4 separate regions of the Homo sapiens genome follow, and all the other regions are linked to region 1. Evidence: chromatin contacts called from ENCODE Hi-C or POLR2A ChIA-PET data. All regions are on one chromosome and are shown on one strand. Each heading gives the region's core, a stretch centred on a gene start or an enhancer-like site at or near the end of the contact. The rest is flanking DNA. Distances are from core to core; before and after follow the strand shown. Region 1 holds the start of ABCB9 (ATP binding cassette subfamily B member 9). Region 2 has its middle 31 kb from the start of CLIP1. Region 3 holds the start of TCTN2 (tectonic family member 2). Region 4 holds the start of CLIP1 (CAP-Gly domain containing linker protein 1).

Evidence for each region. A loop is a pair of places that touch in the nucleus more often than their neighbours do. ChIA-PET counts read pairs that join two places held with the same protein, here RNA polymerase II (POLR2A). Pooled maps may share reads with other maps.
Region 2: a loop to region 1 is called in a pooled map, with 3 times the contacts of the local background. The contact joins the enhancer-like site here to the promoter of ABCB9 in region 1. A Hi-C loop is called at or near these places in 2 of 50 pooled maps. POLR2A ChIA-PET finds 5 or more read pairs at or near these places in 3 of 52 experiments (Caco-2, T-cell and activated CD4-positive, alpha-beta T cell).
Region 3: a pooled map shows a loop between it and region 1 (4-fold over the local background). The contact joins the promoter of TCTN2 here to the promoter of ABCB9 in region 1. A Hi-C loop is called at or near these places in 1 of 168 maps with a recorded cell type or tissue (naive thymus-derived CD4-positive, alpha-beta T cell) and 5 of 50 pooled maps. POLR2A ChIA-PET finds 5 or more read pairs at or near these places in 1 of 52 experiments (OCI-LY7).
Region 4: a pooled map shows a loop between it and region 1 (3-fold over the local background). The contact joins the promoter of CLIP1 here to the promoter of ABCB9 in region 1. A Hi-C loop is called at or near these places in 7 of 50 pooled maps. POLR2A ChIA-PET finds 5 or more read pairs at or near these places in 2 of 52 experiments (GM12878 and activated CD4-positive, alpha-beta T cell).

What each region holds. Positions count from the first base shown.
Region 1 is chr12:122,963,902-122,969,948 of GRCh38, forward strand. ABCB9 (ATP binding cassette subfamily B member 9) reads right to left here and starts at 2,562. Exons shown (of 12, transcript NM_019625.4): 1 at 2,386-2,562. RefSeq lists enhancers at 1,203-2,010, 2,011-2,816 and a silencer at 2,581-2,870.
Region 2 is chr12:122,450,783-122,456,332 of GRCh38, forward strand. No RefSeq gene overlaps it. Among named protein-coding and RNA genes, the nearest start is that of CLIP1, 31 kb to the left of the region's middle. Within about 2 kb of position 3,274, at least 7 of the 41 ENCODE cell types and tissues checked have a DNase peak (open chromatin) inside an H3K27ac peak, as active enhancers do.
Region 3 is chr12:123,668,862-123,674,711 of GRCh38, forward strand. It overlaps TCTN2 (tectonic family member 2), which reads left to right and starts at 2,252. Exons shown (of 18, transcript NM_024809.5): 1 at 2,252-2,461; 2 at 2,646-2,753; 3 at 3,195-3,271; 4 at 4,754-4,949. The coding sequence starts at 2,380.
Region 4 is chr12:122,420,529-122,425,932 of GRCh38, forward strand. CLIP1 (CAP-Gly domain containing linker protein 1) reads right to left here and starts at 2,141. Exons shown (of 26, transcript NM_001247997.2): 1 at 1,993-2,141. RefSeq lists silencers at 1,438-1,837, 1,858-2,207 and an enhancer at 3,317-3,416.

The DNA.
Region 1 (6,047 bases), core at 1,312-3,811:
GTCCTGGCTCCCTCCCCAGCCCTGCCTGTGCTGCCCACGCAGGCTCCTGTCTGCTGCAATGCAGAGGCCGTGGGGAGCGAGCGAGTGGGTGAGCTCCAGTCAGAGCCCAGGGAGGGAAGCTCCTGGCCTGGTGCCATTCCAGGCCTCCCAGCCAAGCCACTGCCGGCTGCACCAGGTGCTGCCAGCCGCCTCAGCTGCTGCTCTCCTCGTGGTGGGCACATGGGGTCCCTCAGTCCCCAGAAAGGGGCTCGGGCTCAGAAGTGGAACAGGAGGCAGATCCGCAAGAGACTCAAAACCTGGACAGCAGCCCAGGGGCTTGGCTGACTCTCCCAACCTGACTCCCAGCCTCTGGGGGAATTCCTTCCCCATCCCCCAACAGCCCAGGGTACCAGTCATGCCCCCCGCCTCCAGAAGCCTATTTATCTTCATCAGAATAAACAAAATTTCAAACACTCATATCGCAGACTACCAAAGCCACATTTTGCAGATGGGGAAACTGAGGCCCACAGAGGGAGGGGGTGAGGCTTGTCTCAGGTCATCCACCAGGCTGGGGCAGAGCAGTGCTAGCACCTGGGTCCCTGCCCCCAAGCACTAGTCCTTCTACCACAGACTCCTAGCAGAGTGGACTCCAGCCCCGGGTCGGGTTACAGTCCTCGGTGGGGACAGTTACTCCGTTATTTTTAAAGCTACTGGGCAGAAGCGTGACCACCAGCCAAGGCTGCTTAGAGGCCTGTCACCGCTCTCCAACTGCCTGACTCAGAGGATGCGCTGGGCTCGGCCAGGTGGAGCTGGAGGGCAAATTGTGAGCACATGGGTGACCTGCTTGGCCTGAGGGACAAGGACAAGGTGGTGGCCAGAATAGGCCCCACCCAGAACCGGACAAGGCCCAGGAAGACAGGGGTGGCTCGCCCTGACTCCGTGCACTAAAGAATGGCACAGGATAAGCAAGTGGCCTTGTCCCCACCAGGGGTCTTGTCAAAGGCTTTTCTTCCCAGGGTAGGAGACATTGGTTGGGGTATCTCTAGGCATCAGCTGCAGAGAAGGCCAGAAGACGATAGATAGCAGTTATTATGACGCTGCAACAGAGACCCTTTGCAGAGAAGGCCAGGAGACAATAGATAAAAGTTATTATGACACTGCAACAGAGACCCTTCACCGGGCCCTACTATGTGCCTGGCACCTCCCAAAGCAGCCAGGCCTCCCCACTTCCCTGGGAGGACCCTGTGGTCATCAGCTTCGTTTTACAGCTGGGGAGACAGAAGAGGTTAAGTGACACGCAGAAAAAGGACGAAGGCAGGATGGAGACCCGCATCCAGGGTCTCCAGGATGGAGACTCGGGGGTCCCCTGTCCAGGCTATTCAGGGATTGCAAGAAAAGGGGCCAAAGAACTTGGGTGGCCCAGTGGCCTCGGTTCACCCCTGACATGGTGAGCTTTTTACCCCGGTGTGGGCCCAGACCCAGATAAGCCCATTCCATTCGCTGCGCAGCAAAGCACTGACTGACAGAGGCCTGCTGGGTGGGAGGGCCTGACTGTGGGGGTCCCTGGCTCTGGGGCAGGAGCGGGCTGGGTCTGCGTGGGTCCATCCTGATTTCATCCCTGCTGAGCCTCTGGCAGCCCACGTGGGGCCCAGCCTCACTCTGGGACTTGAGAAGCTGTCTCAGGTGCTCTCAGCTCTAGGAGAGGCAGAGAGGCGCGAGGTGCCCTCCCTCCAAGCCTCCTCTTGTCACCCGGCCCTGCACTATCCGGAAAAGGGGAATGGGCAGAGGCGGGGATCCTGTCAGCCCAGCTTAAAGCTGTCTCAGTTAATGTCAGGCCGGGGGAGGAGGCTTTTTTTTTTTTTCCAGAGGCCCAGAAATAAAAGAGGCTCCCCTGGGAACCTACAGGCCTCACTGCCAGCGTGGATGGCGGGGAGCAGCGGCAGCCCACTGGCCTGCTGAGGAGACTGAGAAAAGGGCTTTGCCCAGGTCAGCAGGAACAGGCCAGATCCCCCAGGCTTCTGCCAAAGCCCTGGTGCTCAGGATCCCTGGGAAGCCCTGACATGGACAGTGGGAGCCCTCAGAAGGCGCGCCAGCCCCGTCCTGGGGGAACGACAGCCATCCCAGGATCCTCCAACACCTCCCACATTTTCCAAGAGGCAGCGGCGCCTTGGGGGTTAAAAAAAATGGCAACATTCGCCCTACGGGCGCGGAAAGGATGCTGCAGGGATGGGGGCTGGGAGCTGCGGCTGCGGGCTCCGGGAGGGCTCCAGGGAGGCTCCCACCTTCAACCGAGATGCCTATTCCCACCGAGGCAGGGGTGCCCAGACGCCCCCCAACGCGTGCCTGGCCTGGCACCCTGGCCTGGAAAGGTCCCAAAACCAGGGGTCTAGGGTGCCTTGCCCTTACCTGTTACCTGGCACCAGGTGAGCTCTGGGAGGGGGCGCGCAGCAGGCTCGGGTCTGGGGTGCAGTTTCCGCGCTGCTCATTGAAGACTGCGCCGGACGCGGTCCTCGCTCCGCTCTTCCCGCTGCTCCTCCCCGCCTCCCACCCGCGCTGCGCCGCTGCAAGGTCGGAGCTGAGACTGGCGTGCGTTGAGACAGGCTGATGGACGGGGCGGGGCCTCAGTGACGGAGGGGGCGGGGATCCTGGGGCAGGGACCGGCGGAGCCTCCCGGGAGGGGCGGGGCCTCAGGAGGAGTGGGCGGGCTTTCCTGGACGGGGCGGGGCCCCCGAGGAGGGGGCTGGCGAAGCCTCCGGGTGGGGACGGGCCTCCTGGGGGCGGGGCCACAGCTGGCCACCTGCTCACCTGTGGCAAACTCCTCCCACATCTGGCCAACCAGGCCCTCCACACTGCGTGCTGGCCTCCACCTGGAGCCACGGGCCCATCCTGAGGGGACGGAAATGGTTTCACCTGAAGGAGGCCAGCTTTTTAACTGGCCTTTTTCCCTGGAGGGACAGCCAGCCAGTCCAGGAGGGTGGGTTATGGTCCTCATTCATTCACTTATTCTTTCATTCGTTCACCCAACAGATATTTATCCAGTGCCTACGGCGTGCCATATGCCCTTTTAAGCATTTGAAATTAAACAATTAACAAAACAAGATCCTTGCCCTTCTGGAGCTGACATTCTAGTGAGGGTGTCAGACAACACATATAAGCAAATGAGATATATTGGAAGGGAATACATTTTACGGAGAAAATTGGTGCAAGATCAGGGATTCGGGGCATTGGAGAGGGGAGGCAGCGATATGTCCTCAGTGACTGCCAGGTGCTGGGAACACAGCTGTGTGTGAAAAGACAGAAAACTCCCAGCCTTCATGGCGTGAAGGGGACAGAACATCAGCAAGTAAGTGCATAAGGCCATTCAGGTACTGGATGCAGTAAAATAAATAAAATTGTGTAAGTGAAAGGTGAGAAGGCGTGAGCCACGGGGAGGGAGGAACATCCTACGCTAAGGCCTGCAAGTTCAAAGGCTCTGAGGTGGGAACCAACTTGGCCACTTGAGGACCAGAAAAGGGTCCATGTGGCCTGAACCGTGGGAAGTGGGTGGGGGAGTGGACTTACGGCCCAGAGGGGCAGCAGGTGGGGCTAGAACTGCCCACATCCCTGGATCCTCTGATCAGAGGCTTTGTTTTTTCCTGAGACAGAGACTCCAGGATGGAGTGCAGTGGCGAGTTCTCAGCTCACTGCAGCCTCTGCTTCCCAGCTTCAAGTGATTCTCCTGCCTCAGCTTCCCAGGTAGATGGGATTACAGGTGTCCGCTACCACGCCTGGCTAATTTTTGTATTTTTAGTAGAGATGGGGTTTAGCCATGTTGGCCAGGCTGGTCTCAAACTCCTGACCTCAAGTGATCTGCCCTCCTTGGCCTTCCAAACTGCTGGGATTAGAGTCGTGAGCCATGTGTGCCCAGCCCTGAACAGAGGCTTTTTGGAGCACTCTCTGAATTGGAAATGTCCTCTGCTACTTGGTGGGACAGCTTCTTTAGAGGGGAATTTGTTCAGAACTTACAACACTATGTTTTTTTTTAACCCAGAAGGAATTTCCTCTACAGATAGACTTGTGCAAGGGAGCTAAGGTACTAGCTTAAAGGTAGTTACTACAGTAGCAAAAGTCTGGAAATAACCTAAATACCCTTCCATAGGGAACTGGCCAAATAATTAGAGAACACCTGTTCAACAGAATACTCTGTAGCCAGAAAAAAAAAAATAGAAGACATAGAGTTATATAAAGGTATGGAATGACCTCCTAAATGTATTGAGTAAAAACCAAGGAGAGAATAAAGTTGAACCATGTTACTATTGGTGCAAAAACAAAGGCAAATATCTAATTGTACTTGAAGACGATATCTTGGATGGACTGTCCAAAAAGCAGGAGTCACTCAGAGCTGGGCTCTGTCATTTATGCTGTGTGACCTTAAAGAGGTGACTTTGCCTATCTGAGCCTGTTTTCTCATCAGAGAAATGGGGTAATAAAGATATCGACTGCATCAGGTAAAGGTAAAATGTGACAAGGCCAGTGAGGGCAGCCCCTGGCATGTGATAAACTTTCAGTAAAGGAGAACAAGGATTATTTTTAGGAGAGATGGGATGACTGAACCTTTATGTAACTACTAGCATAGTATAGCAAAAATCAACAGGAGCTGTCAGAAATGTGAAACGGACAGAAACAATTCGGCCTCATCACATGCTATTTCTTCACATGGATGTTGCTTTCCAGCGATCAAGTTTGCAAGCTCTCCAGTCTCTCATTCCTCTGTACCTTTTTTTTTTTTTTTTTTTTTGAGATGGAGTCTTGCTCTGACACCCAGGCTCACTGCAGCCTCCACCTCCTGGGTTCAAGCATTCTTCCCACCACAGCCTCCCGAGTAGTTGGGATTGCAAGCATGTACCAACACGCCCGGCTGACTTTTGTACTTTTAGTAGAGATGGGGTTTTGCCATGTTGGCCAGGCTGGTCTCAAACTCCTGACTTCAGGTGATCCACCCACCTTGGCCTCCCACGGTGCTGGGATTACAAGCATCAGCCACCGCACCCGGCCTCTCTGTACCTTTGCATAGCTTGTCACCTCTGCCAAGGATGGGCTTCTCAAATCCTGGCCACTGCGTCCCTTTCACATATCTGGCCCACTCTCCTTGCACTTGAAACAATCTTAGAATGAGAGCTTGGTGAGGCGGGGAAGGTAAGCTGCAATGTCAGGTGCACTGCAGGAGGCTGTCAGCCTTGTGACAAGGGGAGGGTGAAACAGGTGAGGCACAGGTGAGTGGGCCACCAGTCACTGCCTTCCCAGCATCCTTTCCACCCCCCCCCCCCCCCCGGCTGCCATGTGGCAGCCAACTGGCTTGAGTGGTCCCATTTGCATCCCCAGCCTAGTCACAGAGACTGGCTCTGGTAAACTTGGACTAAGAACCATTGTGTGAGTGACTGCTAATGGATACGGTGTCTTTTTGGGTGAGGAATGTTCTAAAAGTTGATTGTAGTGATGGTTGCACAACTCTGTGAATATACTAAAAACTCTTGAATTGTAAACTTTAATTTGGTGAATTGTATGGTATGTACAGTGTATCTCAATAAAGCTATTATTACAAAAGGAAGTCCAGGCAATGTGGCTTATGCCTGTAATCCCAGCACTTTGGGAGGCCAAGGTGGCAGGATCACTTGAACCCAGCCCGGGCAACACAGTGGGACCCAGTTGCTACAAACAATTTAAAAAATTAGCTGGGTGTGGTGGCACATGCCTGTAGTCCCAGCTACTCAGGAGGCTGAGGTGGGAGGATTGCTTGAACCTGGGATGTTGAGGCTGCAATGAGCTGTGTCCATACCACTGAACTCCAGCCTGGGCGACAGAGACCCTGTCTCAAAAAAAAAAAAAAAGAGAAAGAAAAAACACTCCATGCCATATGCCATAAAGGAAATGCAAATTAAAACAGCAATGTGATATCAATACACACACACTAGAATAGCTGAGATCTGGAACACTGACAACACCAAATGCTGTCAGCGATGAGGAACAACAGGGACTCTCATTCATTGCTGCTGGGAATGCAAAACAGTCCAGCTAGGGAGGAAGGCAGT
Region 2 (5,550 bases), core at 2,024-4,523, 510 kb before region 1:
GGCCTCCCAAGGTGCTAGGATTACAGGTATAGGCCACCGTGTCCAGCCGACTTCATATCTTTGGCCCATTATTCTGTTGCATTGTCTATTTTTAAACTGATTGTAGTGGTTTTTAATATATTATGATTCTATATGTTCCAAATATTTTTTCCCATACGTGCCCTGTTTTTTTTTTGTTTTGTTTTGTTGTGTTTTTTAAATTTTTTTAAATGGTGCTTTTCAATTAATAGATGTTTTTAAAACTCTTAGGTCACAAAGTATTAGCCTATATTTTCCTATAAAATTTTTAAGGTTTTTGCTTTTATTCTCCTGGGATAGATTTTTTGTGTAATTTATGATGTGAGACAGCAAATCAAAATTATTTAAACTCATATATGTGGGTATTGCACCTAACCATATATATACATTCAGCCAGGCATGGTGGCTCACGCCTGGAATCCCAGCACTTTGGGAAGCCGAGGCGGGTGGATCACTTGAGGCCAGGACTTCAAGACCAGCCTGGCCCACATGGCGAAACCCCGTCTCTATAAAAAATACAAAAATTAGCCGGGTGTGGTAGCACCTGCCTGTAGTCCCAGCTACTTGGGAGGCTGAGGCAGAGAATTGCTTGGACCCAGGAGGCGGAGGTTGCAGTGAGCAGAGATCGCACCACTGCACTCCAGCCTGGGCAACAGAGCAAGACTCTGTCTCAAAAAAAAATTAACAAAGTATATATATATAAATATATGTATTCCAGTAACAATATAAAATGTAACATACATATATGTGTAATATAGTTTAGTTAACATGTATTACAAAGAAAAGTTAATATATTAAATAATACATGTTATATATTATCTATTACAACTTATCTTTTATATATACACACACACCCACACTCTTTAGTTAATACATATATTAGGGGAATATATAGATAGACCTCTAGATAGACCTCTTTCCATATCAGAAGATGTAGATTACCTTATATTAAAAAAATTTTTTTTGAGACAGAGTTTTGCTCTTGTTGCCCAGGCTGGAGTGCAGTGGTGCAACCTCTACTCACTGCAACCTCCACCTCCCAGGTTCAAGCAATTCTCCTGCCTCATCCTCCCGAGTAGCTGGGATTACAGGTATGCGGGATTACAGGATAATTTTGTATTTTTAGTAGAGACGGGGTTTCTCTATGTTGGCCAGGCTGGTCTCGAACTCCCAACCTCAGGTGATCCACCTGCCTCGGCCTCCCAAAGTGCTGAGATTATAGACATGAGCCACCACGCCTGGCCCCATATTTTAAATTATTTAATTTTTTTTTTCCCTAGAGATGAGTTCTTGCCATGTCGTTCAGGCTGGTCTTGAACTCCTAGGCTCAAGCGATCCTGCTGCCTCAGATTCCCAAAGTGCTGGGATTACAGGCGCGAGCCACTGTACCCAGCCTCCTCATTTTTTTAAACCATTGCGTTGTAAGATCATAGTGTGCTATGATTTCAACAGATTCCTACCAATAGACATTTAGGTTATTTTCAGTACTTGCTACTACACACATTGCCACAATAAACAGCCTTGGGTGCATATATAGTATACTCGTATTTCTTTTCTTCTTAAAAATGTTTTTTGTCTTACCAAGAAGCTTGAATCTGAAGCGCATACAGTGTGCTTTTACAAACATAGTTGTAGGATTAATGCTTAGATTAGAACCACTGAATCTAAAATATGTACATTTACATTTTTAAAAAAATTACCCTCCCAAAAAAGAGTGAGCCAATTTATATCCCCACCAATAATGTATGAGAATGCCTGTTCCCCTCTACTTTAACCTTTCTTAAATGTAAAACCAATCTTACTCCATCAAATACAGGCCATCAGAGCCTACCTGGAAACAGCTATGCATATGTTCCTGTCAGATAAAGCCATTTGAATCCCAAATGAAATTCCTAAAGCTAAAAGGAGATAAGGGTGCCTAAATCTGCTGGGACCAGTCAGATGTTGAGGTTTATGCTCTGCTGGTCAAAAATTACCTTACATTTTATTAGAGTTTACATCAGTTATCACGATTTCAGCAGCTGGTCTAACTCAGACTAGCGGAGACAATAAGGAGACTCATTAGCTCACAAAACAGGACGTTTGCAACACGGTTCAGCTTCAGGGCTGGTTGATGTAGTGGCTCAAGCCGCTAAATTTCTCAAGCACCCAAAATCTTTTCTTCTCTTTCTCTGCCATTTGCGGAGGTGGCTTCATCCTTCATTCAACCATCCTAAGGTAAGATGGTTGCCAGAGCAATGGATATGATATATGATACATTTCTGTCTCATGCGTTGTGTGAGGAGACCACCAAACAGGGTTTGTGTGTGCAGCAAGGCTGTTTATTTCACCTGGGTGCAGGCGGGCTGAGTCCGAAAAGAGAGTCAGCAAAGGGTGGCGTGATTACCACTAGTTCCTTTAGGTTTTGGGATAGGCGGTGGAGTTAGGAGCAATGTTTTGCAGGCAGGGGGTGGATCTCACAAAGTACATTCTCAAGGGTGGGGAGAATTACAAAGAACCTTCTTAAGGGTGGGGGAGATTATAAAGTACATTGATCAGTTAGGGTGGGGCAGAAACAAATCACAGTGGTGGAATGTCATCAGTTAAGGCTATTTTCACTTCTTTTGTGGATCTTCAGTTGCTTCAGGCCATCTGGATGTATTCGTGCAGCACAGGAGATATGATGGCTTAGTTTGGGCTCAGAGGCCTGACAATTTCCTATTCATGCTTTCTTGTGGTTTGCTTTGCTTTTGCTTTTGCTTTTGCTTTTTTTTTTTTTTTTTTTTTTTGAGACAGAGTCTCACTCTGTCTCCCCAGGCTGGAGTGCAGTGGTGCAATCTTGGCTCACTGCCACCTCTGCCTCCCAGGTTCAGGCGATTCTCCTACTTCAGCCTCCCTAGTAGCTGGGACTACAGGCCTGCGCCACCACACCTGGCTAATTTTGTATGTTTAGTAGAGACGGGGTTTCGCCCTTTAGGCCGGGCTGGTCTCGAACTCCTGAACTCAGGTGATCCGCCTGCCTCGGCCTCCCAAAGTGCTGGGATTACAGGTGTGAGCCACTGCTCCTGGCCTTTCCTATGGTTTTCTAAGTGTGCGTGTGCATGCACACACACACGTGCACGCACACACGCACCCTCTGGCATGCATCTCCTTGGCCCAGGTGGGCCCAGATGGGCCCAGGTCTGTCCACCCTGAATATACCATGATCAGGGTAAAGTGAGTATTGCACAGTCAACTATAACATTCACTACTGTGCTTCCATTTTCAAAGACTGAAGCAGAGACTACCAGAAGTCCCGCCCCCCTCAAAGCCATTCTACCCTCTTCCTGTATCTGATTCTTCCTGCCATGTGACATCCAGAATGAAGACATTTCCTAACTTCCTGTGTTATTAGGGATGGCCATGAAAATAAGTTCTGGCCAAGCTGAAGTAGCCCATGCAACCTCTTGGAAGTGTGTGTGTGTGTGTGTGTGTGTGTGTGTGTGTGTGTAAGAGATGGAGGCTTGCTCTGTTGCCCAGGCTAGAGTATAGTGGCATGATTACAGTTCACTGCAAACTTGAACTCCTGGGCTCAAGCGATCCTCCGGCCTCAGCCTTCGAGTAGTTACGATTACAGGGGTGAGCTACAGTGTCCAGTCCAGGCAGTTTTCTTAAAGGGAGAGGGCAAACATTTATCTTTCTTTTCTCCCTCCTGCTGATAGGATGTGATATTGTGACATAATAAGAAATAGGCCGGGCATGGTGGCTCACGCCTGTAATCCCAGCACTTTAGAAGGCCAAAGTGGGCAGATCACTTTCGGCCAGGAGTTTGAGAGCAGCCTGGCCAACACAGTGAAACGCCGTCTCTACTAAAAATACAAAAGTTAGCTGGGCATGGTGGCACATGCCTGTAATTCCAGCTACTCGGGAAGCTGAGAAGGAGAATCACTTGAACCCGCGAGGCGGAGGCTGCAGTGAGCCAAGATCGCACCACTGCCCTCCAGCCTGGGTGACAGAGCGAGACTCTGTGTCAAAAAAAAAAAAAAATAGAAATATACATTTTGATCTTTGTTGCCCCTGGCTTCTGGCCAGAGCTCCTAAAACCTTTGCAGTTTCTAAAGCAAAAAATGTTAGGAGCATCTTTCGTTCTACCATTTGGTCTTTGACCCTGTCTCCTAATACGAGCGCCTAATCCTTTGGAATTTTCTGGGTGACAGGAAGACCTATTGTTCTAATGAAGCCAAACTTGGTGGGCTCTTGGATAGCTTCAGGATGGGGGCTGGTCACCAGAATGACCAAACCATGATTAGCATCCTGAAACTTTCAGCCTCACCCTCCGTCTTCTGGGTGAGGGGAAAGGGCTGGAGATTAAGTTAATAATGGATCACGCCTGCATGAAGAAGTCTCCATAAAGGCAGAGTGTGGGGACTCAGTCTGTAAACCTAGCACTTTGGGAGGCTGAGGCAGGAGGATCACTTAAGCCTCTGGAAGTTGAGGCTGCAGTGAGTCGTGATCATGCCTCTGCACTCCAGCCTGAGTAGTGACAGAGCAAGATGCTGTCTCAAAAAAAAAAAAAAAAAAAAAAAAAAAAAGGCTGGGCGCAGTGGCTCACGCCTGTAATCCCAGCACTTTGGGAGGCCAAGGCAGGCGGATCACCGGGTCAGGAGATCAAGACCATCCTGGCTAACATGGTGAAACCCCATCTCTACTAAAAATACAAAGAAATTAGCCTGGTGTGGTGGTGGGCGCCTGTAGTCCCAGCTACTCCCAGGAGGCTGAGGCAGGAGAATGGCGTGAACCCAGAAGGCGGAGCTCGCAGTGAGCCGAGACTGCACTCCAGCCTGGGTGACACAGCGAGACTCCGTCTCAAAAAAAAAAAAAAAAAGAAAGAAAAAAGAAAAGAAAAAGAAAGAAGGAAAGGCCGGGCGCAGTGGCTCACGCCTGTAATCCCAGAACTTTGGGAGGCCGAGGCGGGCGGATCACGAGGTCAGGAGATCGAGACCATCCTGGCTAACATGGATAAACCCCGTCTCTACTTAAAAAAAAATACAAAAAATTAGCCAGGCGTGGTGGCGGGCGCCTGTAGTCCCAGCTTCTTGGGAGGCTGAGGCAGGAGAATGGTGTGAACCTGGGAGACAGAGCTTGCAGTGAGCCGAGATCGTGCCACTGCACTCCAGCCTGGGCGAAAGAGCGAGACTCCGTCTCAAGAAAGAAAGAAAGAAAGAAAGAAAATCTCCATAAAAATCTCTGAACTTGCAGGCTAGTAAACGCCCACATGCTGGGGGTGTGGCGCACCCCTGCTCCCCGGGGACAGAAGCTCCTGTATTCAGACGCTTCTGCACCTTGCCCTATGTACCTGTTCATCTGGCTGGCCAGGTATATCCTCTATCACATTCTCTATAATAAACTAGTAACTGAAAATGTTTCCTTGAGTTTTGTAAGCCATCATAGCAAATTATTGGACCTAGAAAAGGGGTCATGGGAGCCTCGATTTGTAGTCAAGTCAGACAGAAGTCTGAGTAAACTAGGGACCCACTACTTGAGATTGGCAACCGAAATGGGGGGAAGTCTTGT
Region 3 (5,850 bases), core at 1,002-3,501, 700 kb after region 1:
CCCAAAGACAGATGGGGAATAACAGAAATATTTAAGTGTTTGACAGCTTCCTCTTAGTAACGTTCTCCTAGGCTTCATTCCAAGATATCAAGAGAGGTAAACATTTTGCAGTCTTCCAGAGAGGAGCTGAGGTACACGGGAAAAGTTTCATGCTCATGTTACAACTGTAGTGACCCACAGTTTTTCAGGGAGTATAAGAAAAAGATAACACCCAGTGTCAGGCCCTTATAAAGCCTCAACTTTCAGAATCCTTTCACAATGTTAGATTTGCTGATCAATGAATATATAACTGAACATTAAGAGTAATAATGGGGCTGGGTACGGTGGCCCATACCTGTAATCCCAGCACTTTTAGAGGCCAAGGCAGGAGGATCACTTGAGCCCAGGAGTTTGAGACCAGCCTGGGCCACATGGTGAAACCCCGTCTCTATAAAAAATACAAAAATTAGCCGGGTGTGGTGGTGTATTGCCAGTTACTTGGGAGGCTGAGGTGGGAGGATCAGCTGAGCCCAGAAGTTTGAGGATGCAGTGAGCTATGATTGTGCCACTGCACCATTCCAGCCTGGGTGACAGAGTGAGACCCTGTCTCAAAAAGAAAAAAAAAAAAGACTAATAATGGCAAACATTTACTTGGCATTTACCGTCAGTCAGCCACAATGCTGAACACCATGATTGTCTCAGCTAAAGGATACACCACCTCTCTGATAGTTAACAAGTAACTGATCATTAACTGAGTGCTTACTGTATGCCAGCCATTGGTTTAACCTCATTAGATATGTTACCTCATTTCATCCTCACACAATCCCCAAGGAAGGATTATTATCATCCCTTTTTTATAGATGAGGAAGCTGAAACTTAGAGAGGTTGACTTGCCCAAAGTCACTTAACAGCTGAGAATATCTGTGGAGGGAAGGCGAAATCCCATGCCAGGCAGCCTGACCTCAGACCCTGCACTCTCAGTCCCCAAGCCGTGACAATATTTGAAATGTTCTGAGGCTACTGATATAAGAAAAAACAATTTTTTTCCAGACAGAATTTTGATTCTTTCACATCTGTCCTATTGCTGGGCAAAACCTCTTGTGTGTTCTGTGATTGGATCTGCTTTCAGAGTGCTGAGAGCTCTGTGCAGGGGAGAAAATCCTTCAAAAACCTAGGAGAATGATAATAAAAGCAATAGTGATAATAAATGATAATGATAAGAATTATAAAAATATAAATTTTATAAAATTATAACATATAAGTATAAAATTTACAAAATATATACTTATATAAAAGATAAATATATATAAGATAAAATATAAATACATATATATTTTATAAGATAAATAAATAAATAAATATATTTTTGAGACGGAGTCTGGCTCTGTCGCCCAGGTTTGAGTGCAGTGGTGCAATCGCGGCTCACTGCAACCTCCGCCTCCCAGATTCATACAATTCTCCTGCCTCAGCCTCCTGAGTAGCTGGGATAATAGGCGCCTGCCACCACGCCTGGCTAATTTTTTGTATTTTTAGTAGAGACGGGGTTTCACCATGTTGATCAGGCTGGTCTCAGACTCCTGACATTGTGATCCGCCCGCCTCGGCCTCCCAAATTGCTGGGATTACAGGCATGAGCCGCCAGACCCGGCCTATATGTATTTTATATATATCAAGTATGTATATCTGATATATATATATAAAACAAAGTATATCTATTTTGTAAATATATATTTATTTTATAAAAATATAAAATATAAATAATACATCATAAACGATAGTAAAGATAATAAACACAGCGCGGCAGCCCCATCCCCTTTTTCTACTCACCCCTAAAACAAATCCGTATAAAAATCAAGTTTATTAAGGAGCAAGTCCCACCCTTTTTATTTAGAAGCCAGTGTCTATAGGATCGCTCTTGGCTATTGTTGGATTAATTCCAGGGTAGGGGAAAACTCCAGTTTTTGAGCCGGACACGCACTCCTGCTTTTCAGGACCTTTTTAATTTTGATGTTTTCAACTTTTAGGCCCAGGGGTCCATGTACAGGTTGCTATATAGGTAAATTGCGTGTCACGGGGGTTGGGTGCACAGATTGTTTCGTCACCCAGGTACTAAGTGGAGCACCGGATAGGTAGTTTTTCAGCCCTCACTCTCCCCACCAGAGTCAAGCAGCAAAAATGCTAGGCCTTGTGGGCGGGGCCGGGGTGCCCGCTCTTGCCACTGGTCCAATCACAGCGCGGCGTTCCTCCTGGCCGGCCGCCGATTGGTGGTTGCCATAGCTCCGGGCGTTCGCTTGCAAGATGGCGGCGGCGGGGCAGTGGCTGCTGCGTTTTCGTGTCTGAGTCCTTCCTGGGTTCTAATGAGGGCGCGGTTCTGCTGTGCCCGGCCCGCGAGGTCTAAGGCATGGGCTTCCAGCCTCCGGCCGCTCTTCTTTTGAGGCTTTTCCTTCTGCAGGGCATCCTGAGGCTTCTGTGGGGGGACCTGGGTGTGTACGGCGCGGCAGTGACCTCGGTGGGCCGGGGCTGAGGGGACTGGGCGTTAAAAGGGCCAGACTTGGACTCCCCCGGGAGCTTCGGGAGTCGACAACGCCAAAGCAAGCCGCCACACACACCTTAGGCGGTGATTCTTCCACTGCTAACCCCTCCTTGTCCCCTTTCCTTCCCGCCTAGCTTTCATCCCTCCTTTTATCCGAATGTCCGGCCCTGCGGTCAGCGCGTCCCTGGTCGGAGACACCGAGGGTGTGACCGTGTCCCTGGCAGTGCTGCAGGACGAGGCGGGTAAAGTCCGGCCCTCTTTTGGGGAGGGTGGGGGTTGGACTGGATCCAGACCTCCCAAGGAGCCTGGAGAGGTGGCATCCTTGGGGCCCCCTGCCTCTGTTCTCTGCAAAGTCGCATGGGGAGAAAAGGATCGGGCGGCTGCTGTAGGCCAAAGAGGACAGACGGACAGGTTCGAAGAAAGCCTGAAATAATAATGGTTAGCATTCATTGAGCTAACATCGTGCATCATCCCATTTTCCTAGTAAGAACAGTAATATCTTTTCATCCCCTTTGACCAAGGAAGAAACAAGTTCAGAGAGGTTGTCACTGTCCCAGTGTCAAGCAGCTTGTAAAGGGCCCAATCTTAGGCTGTAATGTGAGTCCATCCTAGGCAGTCTGACTCAATGCACCCCCTGAGCTGCTGGACCTTGCTGCCTTTGCATGCTGGTCTTCTTTCTTTAGGAATATTGCCAATTCCGACGTGTGGAGTGCTGAACAATGAGACGGAAGACTGGAGCGTGACTGTGATCCCCGGTGCGGTAAGGCCAGAAGTAAACCTTCTCTGTAGCCTGTGAAGAGGCCCCCAGCTAGGGTTTCTGCAGTGCTCTCTTTATTTAACAAGGCATGGCTTTCTCCATGCTCTCAACAATCATGAAATTGTGGGCTGTTGGATCTGGTAGACACTTATCCAGCCCACGGGTTCCTTACCCTGGGGTTAGGAGTCCTTGGATGTATTTCAGTGGGTCTGTGAACTCTATGAAATTGTATGTAAAGTTCTGTGTGTATGTGCATTTTTCTGATGAGAGGGTCACCAGTTTCCTTTAGATCATCAAATGGGTCAGTGATTCAAAAAAGCTTTATGCCAGGCATCGTGGCTCACGCCTGTACTCATAGCGCTTTGGGAGATTGAGGCGGGAGGATTGCTTGAGCCCAGGAGTTCCAGACCAGCCTGTAACATAGCGAGACCTCGTCTCTACAAAACAATTAAAAAAAAAATTAGGTGGGTGGCGTACACCTACAGTCCCAGATACTTGGAGGGGGGTGGGGTAGCTGAGGCAAGAGGATTATTTGAGCCCAGGAGTTCAGGGCTGCAGAGAGCTATGATCGCACCACTGCACTTCATCCAGCCTGGGCAACAGAGCAAGACCCTGTCTCTTAAAAAAAAAGAAAAAGCTGGTCAGGCGCGGTGGCTCACGCCTGTAATCCTAGCACTTTGGGAGGCCGAGGAGGGCGGATCATCTGAGGTCAGGAGTTCAAGACCAGTCTGGCCAACATGGTGAAACCCATCTCTACTAAAAATACAAAAATTAGCTGGGCGTGATGGCGGGTGCCTGTAATCTCAGCTACTTTGGAGGCTGAGGCAGGAGAATCACTTGAACCCGGGAGGCAGAGATTGCAGTGAGCCGAGATCACGCCACTGCACTCCAGCTTGGGTGATGAGCGAGACTCCGTCTCAAAAAAAAAAGCTTCATAACCACTGATCTTGCCCAACTCTGAGCTTATGTGTAAGGATACTCAAACCTGGAGAGATTAAGCATCTTCTATTTAATAAGTGTTTATTGGATACCTAGTATATGCAACATCAATTCTGGAGAGAAAAGGACAGGAAAGACAAGCTCTGCTTGTACCCCAGGAGTGAACATGTACATGTCTAAAGTCATTCTGGGATAAACTGAGGATTGTTTTCATTGACTTTTTTTGTGTATTTACTCTTCCACTGATAGGATGATAAAGAAACTAAAAAGGTGTACAATAAACTGAGTTTATTTATCAGATCTGTGTTTAGCTTTCTCTAAGTATCCCGAAGTTGTTTGCTTTTATGTTAAGGAAGAAGAATCAGGGCTTGCATGTTACCATAGGTTTATGGGGGGGAACTGAAGATAACTGTGTCATCTCTGTATACATTTCCCTTTTATAAAATGAACGGAGGCTGATGTGTACTTTTATTGTGTTTTCCATTATGTATTCTTATAGACCCTGTTTTGAGTCACTTTAAAAATACAGCAATGTTTTCCTTTCAGAAGGTGTTGGAAGTGACAGTGAGGTGGAAGAGAGGTCTGGACTGGTGTTCCTCCAATGAGACAGATTCCTTCTCAGAGTCCCCCTGTATCCTCCAGACCCTTCTGGTTTCAGCATCTCATAATTCATCCTGTTCAGCACATCTACTCATTCAAGTGGAAATTTATGCCAACTCTTCTCTGACCCATAATGCCTCAGGCAAGTGAAGTCTTTGACTGTCAAAACTTTCATGTTGTTCCCAGCTACTTAGGAGGAAGAGGTAGGAGGATTGCTTGAGCCCGGGAGGTTGATGCTATAAATGAGCTGCCCGGGAGGTTAATGCTACAAATGAGCTGTGATCGCGCCACTGCGTTCCAGCCAGGGTGACAGAGTGGGACCCTGTCTCAAAAAAAACCAAAAACAAAAACAAAAAAAGAAAAATTTGTGTCAAGCTTACCTGTTTGATTATAAGTGTATGCCATGCAATTTGTAAAGTATACTTCACTTGAGTCTGTCTTGCTTTTCTAAACTTATTTTTCTTTTGTTTAGTTTTCTTTTAAGAAATTTCATTTTGTACTATTTTATTTAACATTTATTTGATCTTTCTCTACTGTTTGCATCTTTATAAGCTACCTTGAATCCTTTTTGGGAGAAGGTGAAATTTGTTTATGTACATTGATTCTCTCTCTTTTTTTTTTGAGATGGAGTCTAAGTCTGTCACCAGGCTGGAGTGCAGTGTTGTGATCTCGGCTCACTGCAACCTCCACTTCCTGGGCTTAAGCGATTCTCCTGCCTCAGCCTCCCGAGTAGCTGGGACTACAGGCTCACGCTACCACGCCCAGCTAATTTTGTACTTTTAGTAGAGATGGGGTTTCACCATGTTGGCTGGGATGGTCTTGATCTCCTGACCTTGTGATCCGCCTGCCTCGGCCTCCCAAAGTGCTGGGATTACAGGCGTGAGCCACTGTGCTCGGCACGTGCATTGATTGTCATGACTGCATCTTAAGAAGAAAAAAGGAAGGGTGGCCAGACGCAGTGGCTCCCACACTGTAAGTGCTTTGGGAGGCCAAGGCGGGGGAATTTCTTGAGCCCAGGAGTTCGAGACCAACCTGGGCAACAC
Region 4 (5,404 bases), core at 891-3,390, 540 kb before region 1:
CCCTTTGAACTAGGTCTAGTGGGAAGATGTACTTAACTGCTTTCTCTGAACCTTAAAAATCGGGCACAAGCCTTTGGCCAAGCAATTACCCACTTCAACTTTGCTTTAATGTAGACCAGCCTTGGGGCCAGGTGCGGTAGTTCACACCTGTAATCCCAGCACTTTGGGAGCCCAAAGCAGGTGGATGACTTGAGCCCAGGAGTTCGAAATCAGCCTGGGCAACGTGGTGAAACCCCATCTCTACCACAGATACAAAAATTAGCCGGGCGTGGTGGCGGGCACCTGTAATTCCAGTACTCAGGAGGCTGAGGCACGAGAATCGCTTAAACCTGGGAGGCCGAGATTGCAGTGAGCTGAGATCACGCCACTGCACTCTGGCCGGGGGGACAGATTGAGGCTCCCTCTCATTGATTGATTGATTGATTGATGGATGGATAGACAGACAGACAGACTAGCCTTGCTTTTTGCCACAGATTCCCTATACTAATCGAATAACTAAGCACCTGAAGTCAGAATACCTGAGTTCACATGCTGGTAAAAGGTATTCTGACTTCAGGTGCTTAGCTGTATAACCCTGGTCAAGTTACTTGACCTTTCTATGACCCTCCTGCCGAATGCACATGACGACAGCACGCTCACTGGGTTAGGGTTGATTAAATGAAATAAAACACATAAAAAGCTAGCCCAGAGCCTGGCCACAAGATGCCTTCAATAAATGTTCATTGTTATAATTTACAGAGAAAAAAAGGCCCCAAGTCTGAGAAGCGACATGCCTGGGGATTCTTGCTAAAGGTTATCATTAAATCTAAAAGTCAAACAAACACATTCCTGACTCTGGGATACTCTCCTGATTCGTGGATACCATCGCTAACAGTAGTGACACAAATCAAATAATAAGAACAGCCAGAATCATAACCCTAATGACAGCAGTGGCCACAGCACTTAATACTTATAGAGCTGCTAGGGGCCACTGTCCTAAAAGAGGAAGAAGGCCAGGCTGCTGAATCACACACACACAATTACAGAATCTTCTCCACCCTTTGTTTTAAAAAACAGTTCACTGGCGCCCAAGTTTTGCTAAAAACAGGTATCTAAACCGATGACGGACAACGTGTAATTTCTTCATACCAAAGAGGTGGGGCTGTGCAGGGAGGAGGGGGTGGCGCTCGGCTCCTGCCAGATGGAAAAGCCACATGAAGTGGAGAAACAGCCGGATTCAGGATTCACCCCCGAATCAAAACCCGATTTTTGAAAGGCAGGACCTTCCAATTCGGGCAATCGCTAGGTTCTGCTTGTAAAATAACCTCTGAACAAGTGTCATCTGCCTTCCGCGCCAATCCCCTGCCGCGGTAGAAGGTTCGGATTACCGGGCAGCGGTGTGATTTCGGAAACCCGAGAGCGATCTGGCCACCTCCAGCCTTCCCCGGTCTCCGAGAATCACAGCCCCACTTGAGAGGAAAACAAAAGCCGGGGCAGCGGGGGAGGCCGGGCCAGGGTGCCCTCCATGCCGGATCGCGGGCGCCGGGCACCCGGGGCCTGAGGAATGCTCAGGTGACAGGCGCGGCGCCCGGGGCAACAGGTCCCGCCCGGCTTCGGCCTCCCGGGGTCCGGCCGATCCCACATCCGCCCCGGGGCCCAGGAGAGGGAGCGGGGCGCCAGGGAGAGAGCGGCGCCTGGGGCGGCGCAGGGGCAAGGAGTCCAAGCTCCATCTTGAGGCGGGCGGAGGAAGCGAAGGCCCGGCTCGGCGCTGACAGGGCCGCCACTTTTCCAGCTCCGGAGGAGCCCCCCAGGGACCCCCGGCCTCCGGCGCCGGCCACCCGAGACTCCCGCGGTCCCCTCCCGGACGGCTCCGGCGCGCGAGGCTCGGCCCCGCTCCCGGACGCCGGGCTTCGACCCCCGACCCGACCCTGGGCGGGCCCCGCAGGCCGGGAAGCCGGCAGGGGAGCAGGGGGTGCCGGGAAAGGGAGAGGGCCCGCGCCGCCCCCTGCTCACCTCCTCGGACGCCGCCGGTCGCCGCCACCTGTCCCACTGCAGCAGCAGCAGCCGCCGCGGCCGCCGCCTCCCGCCTCCCGGCTCGTCGGCTCGGGGCGGGGGAGAGCGTGACGCGCCGCCGCCGCCGCGGGGCCGGGCGGGCGCGCGCTGCCAGGAGAAGACGCCGCGCGGCTCCTCCCAGCGCTCCGCCGCCGCGCCCGCCCGGCCGGCCCGGCCGGCCCGGCCCCTCGAGTCCGCACCGGCCCTGCGGCCCGCGCCCGGCCCCGCGCCGCCCCGCCGCCTCTTTGTCTGCGCCCACCGCGGCCCCGGGAGGACCCTGGCCCCGGCGCGCCCGCCGCTCCGCCCTCGAACCCTCCCGAGCCCCGGCTTGGGGAGCAAGGTGCGAGGGAAAACCCACAGGCCTGCTCCGAGGGGCTTCTCGTCATTTCTGCAAAGTGTTCCCAGAATTTGCAAGTCACACCCAAGAGCCCCATTCAGCCTCGACCTCAGCCCGCTCTTTGGGGCTGATTCATTTGTTTGCCCTCCCCTTCCCGCCAGACAAGGGTGAGAAATCCTTTGAAACAGGCTGCAAGGCGCTTCCGAAGCAGGTTAAGTTGGGGATTGGGAAGGATCATCTCTGCCCTCGCCTCCCTCCAGGGAAAGACCCTGGATGAGGCGTCCCTGGAGAAAATGCTGAAAGGAACTGTAGAGCAGGTTAAGCTTGGGAAGAACTGTATCTGCTCCCCACTTCCCTCCGGGAACGACCGCGGGTTAAAAATCCTTTGAAACGATCCCAGGGTTTGCTCCGTTCGTTTGAGAAAAGCCCCTTTTATTCGCCCTGGCTGCTTGGACGGAAGCCCTGGTTAGTGTCCCATCCTCCTTCCCCCCTGGGATTTCCTTTAAAAGCTTTTGAAAGGGACAGGAGGGAAGGCTGCAACAGCCTGCTCGGGGCTGGGGTAGCAGAGGGCGGCCAGCATTTCACTCCCATGGACCATGGCAACCCCAGAAGCCTTACATCTCCAGGGAGGAATTTGCAGCTGTCGGGGAAGCCCAGGATTTTGTGGTGGATAAGGGGGCAGGGGCTTCCTCCTCCTTGCCAGTAGAAGAGAATAATCGGCGGGTGACCCCTCTAGCTGACCTTTATTCAAAGCACCGTGCTGCCTGGACCAGCAGGAAGAGGGAACTGCTCTGGTAATGCACGAAGTTCTGAACTATGTAAATTTGTCTCCTGGCCCCTCCTCTCCATTCATGTCTGAAATCCCTCGAAATGCTGTTACCTAATTCAACATCGCCCTAATTTACAGGCTGCAAGGTCAGGTGGTGGTGGTACTCCTGAAATCCCATATCCATATTCCTAATCTGAAAGGCGCGCCTCACCCCCTAATCTAAACAGTCTTCAGCTGTAATCAGCAAGCTGTGGAATCATAGATGTCATAGGATGAGGCACAGACCACTTCTAATGGGGGAGTTCAGCTAGGAACACTTATGGGCTTGTCTTTTCTTCTCTACTCAGTAGGCTGAGCCTGTCTTTATTAAAAATATTGTTTTGGGGCTGGGTGTGGTGGCTCACGCCTGTAATTCTAGCACTTTGAGAGACCCAGGTGGGTGGATCACCTGCAGACAGGAGTTCAAGACCAGCTTGGCCAACATGGTGAAACCCCGTCTCTAACAAAAAATACAAAAATTAACTGGGCATGGTGGTGCATGCCTGTAGTCCCAGCTACTCGGGAGGCTGAGACACGAGAATTGTTTGAACCCGGGAGGCGGAGGTTGCTGTGACCAGAGTTCAAGCCACTACACTCCAGCCTGGGTGCCGGAGGGAGACTCTGTCTCAAAAAATATATATATATATACACATGTATATATATATGTATATATATGTGTGTGTGTGTGTGTGTGTATATTTGCTTGTTCTCATGGGTTATTCTATGTCATTGTCATGTTCATCATTTGCTTATTTATTTATAATTATATCATTTTGTTCATCATGGAGTCTTGGCGTTAATTTTTTTTTTTTTTTTTTTTTTTGAGATGGAGTCTCACTCTGTCGCCCAGGCTGGAGTGCAGTGGTGCGATCTCGGCTCACCGCAAGCTCTGCCTCCCGGGTTCACGCCATTCTCCTGCCTCAGCCTCCCGAGTAGCTGGGACTACAGGTGCCCGCCACCACGCCCGGCTAATTTTTTGTATTTTTTTAGTACAGACAGGGTTTCACCGTGTTAGCCAGGATGGTCTCGATCTCCTGACCTCGTGATCCGCCTGCTTTGGGCTCCCAAAGTGCTGGGATTACAGACGTGAGCCACCGTGCCCGGCCATTAATTTTTATTTTTTAAAAAATATATCAGCCGGGCACAGCGGGCTGATCACGAGGTCAGGAGCTCGAGACCAGCCTGGCCAATATAGTGAAACCCCGTATCTACTAAAAATACAAAAATTAGCCGGGCATGGTGGCGCATGCCTGTAATCCCAGCTACTAGAGAGGCTGAGGCAGAAGAATTGCTTGAACCCAGGAGGCGGAGGTTGCAATAAGCCAAGATAGCACCACCGCACTGCAGCCTGGGCGACAGAGGGAGACTCTATCTCCAAAAAAAAAAAAAAAAAAAATTAGCATATCGCAATATTGTTTACCTTCACTGCCTCCTTCAATTGTGTGAGCAAGGCCTGGTCTCAGCCCTACTACCAGGGCATTGACAGGGCTCAGACCCCAGGTGGCCACTGTTAGGACTCAAAGTTCCTCCTTCAATATTTACATTCTGTTTTTAGATCTAGCCACTGTGCTTTTTTTTTTTTTTTTTTTTTAAGACTGAGTCTCGCTCTGTCGCCCAGTCTGGAGTGCAGTGGCACCATCTCGGCTCACTTCAACCTCCGCCTTGCAGGGCCAAGCTATTCTCCTGCCTCAGCCTTCCAAGTAGCTGGGACTACAGGCACGTACCACCATACCCAGCTAATTTTTTGTATTTTGGGTAGAGAGGGGGTTTCTCTGTGTTATCCAGGATGGTCTCAATCTCCTGACCTCGTGATCCGCCCACCTCGGCCTCCCAAAGTGCTAGGATTACAGGCATGAGCCACCGCGCCCGACTGCCACAGTGCTTTCTTAAATGCATGTCTTCTGTAAATATGAGAACAGCTCAATTGATGAGACATTGGGAGGTGGAAGGGATGTTGCAGAAGTAGAATGCAAAATAAGAGCTCTCAAGTCTTCATTTTACAAAGCGGGGAGGTAGGTAAATACCTAGGGTTTTGTTTTCTGTTTTTTTTTCCCCAAAAAATTAAGGTTTAATGATATCATTAACGTAACCAATAGGAATAATTAAAAATAGTGGCAGGATTGTGTGGAGAGGAGAGGTAGTCGTGCCTTAGTCATAACAGAAAGTCAATAGATAATGCCTACAGTTGATAAATAACACAAGTATATTTTTATGTATTTTTGTTTTTG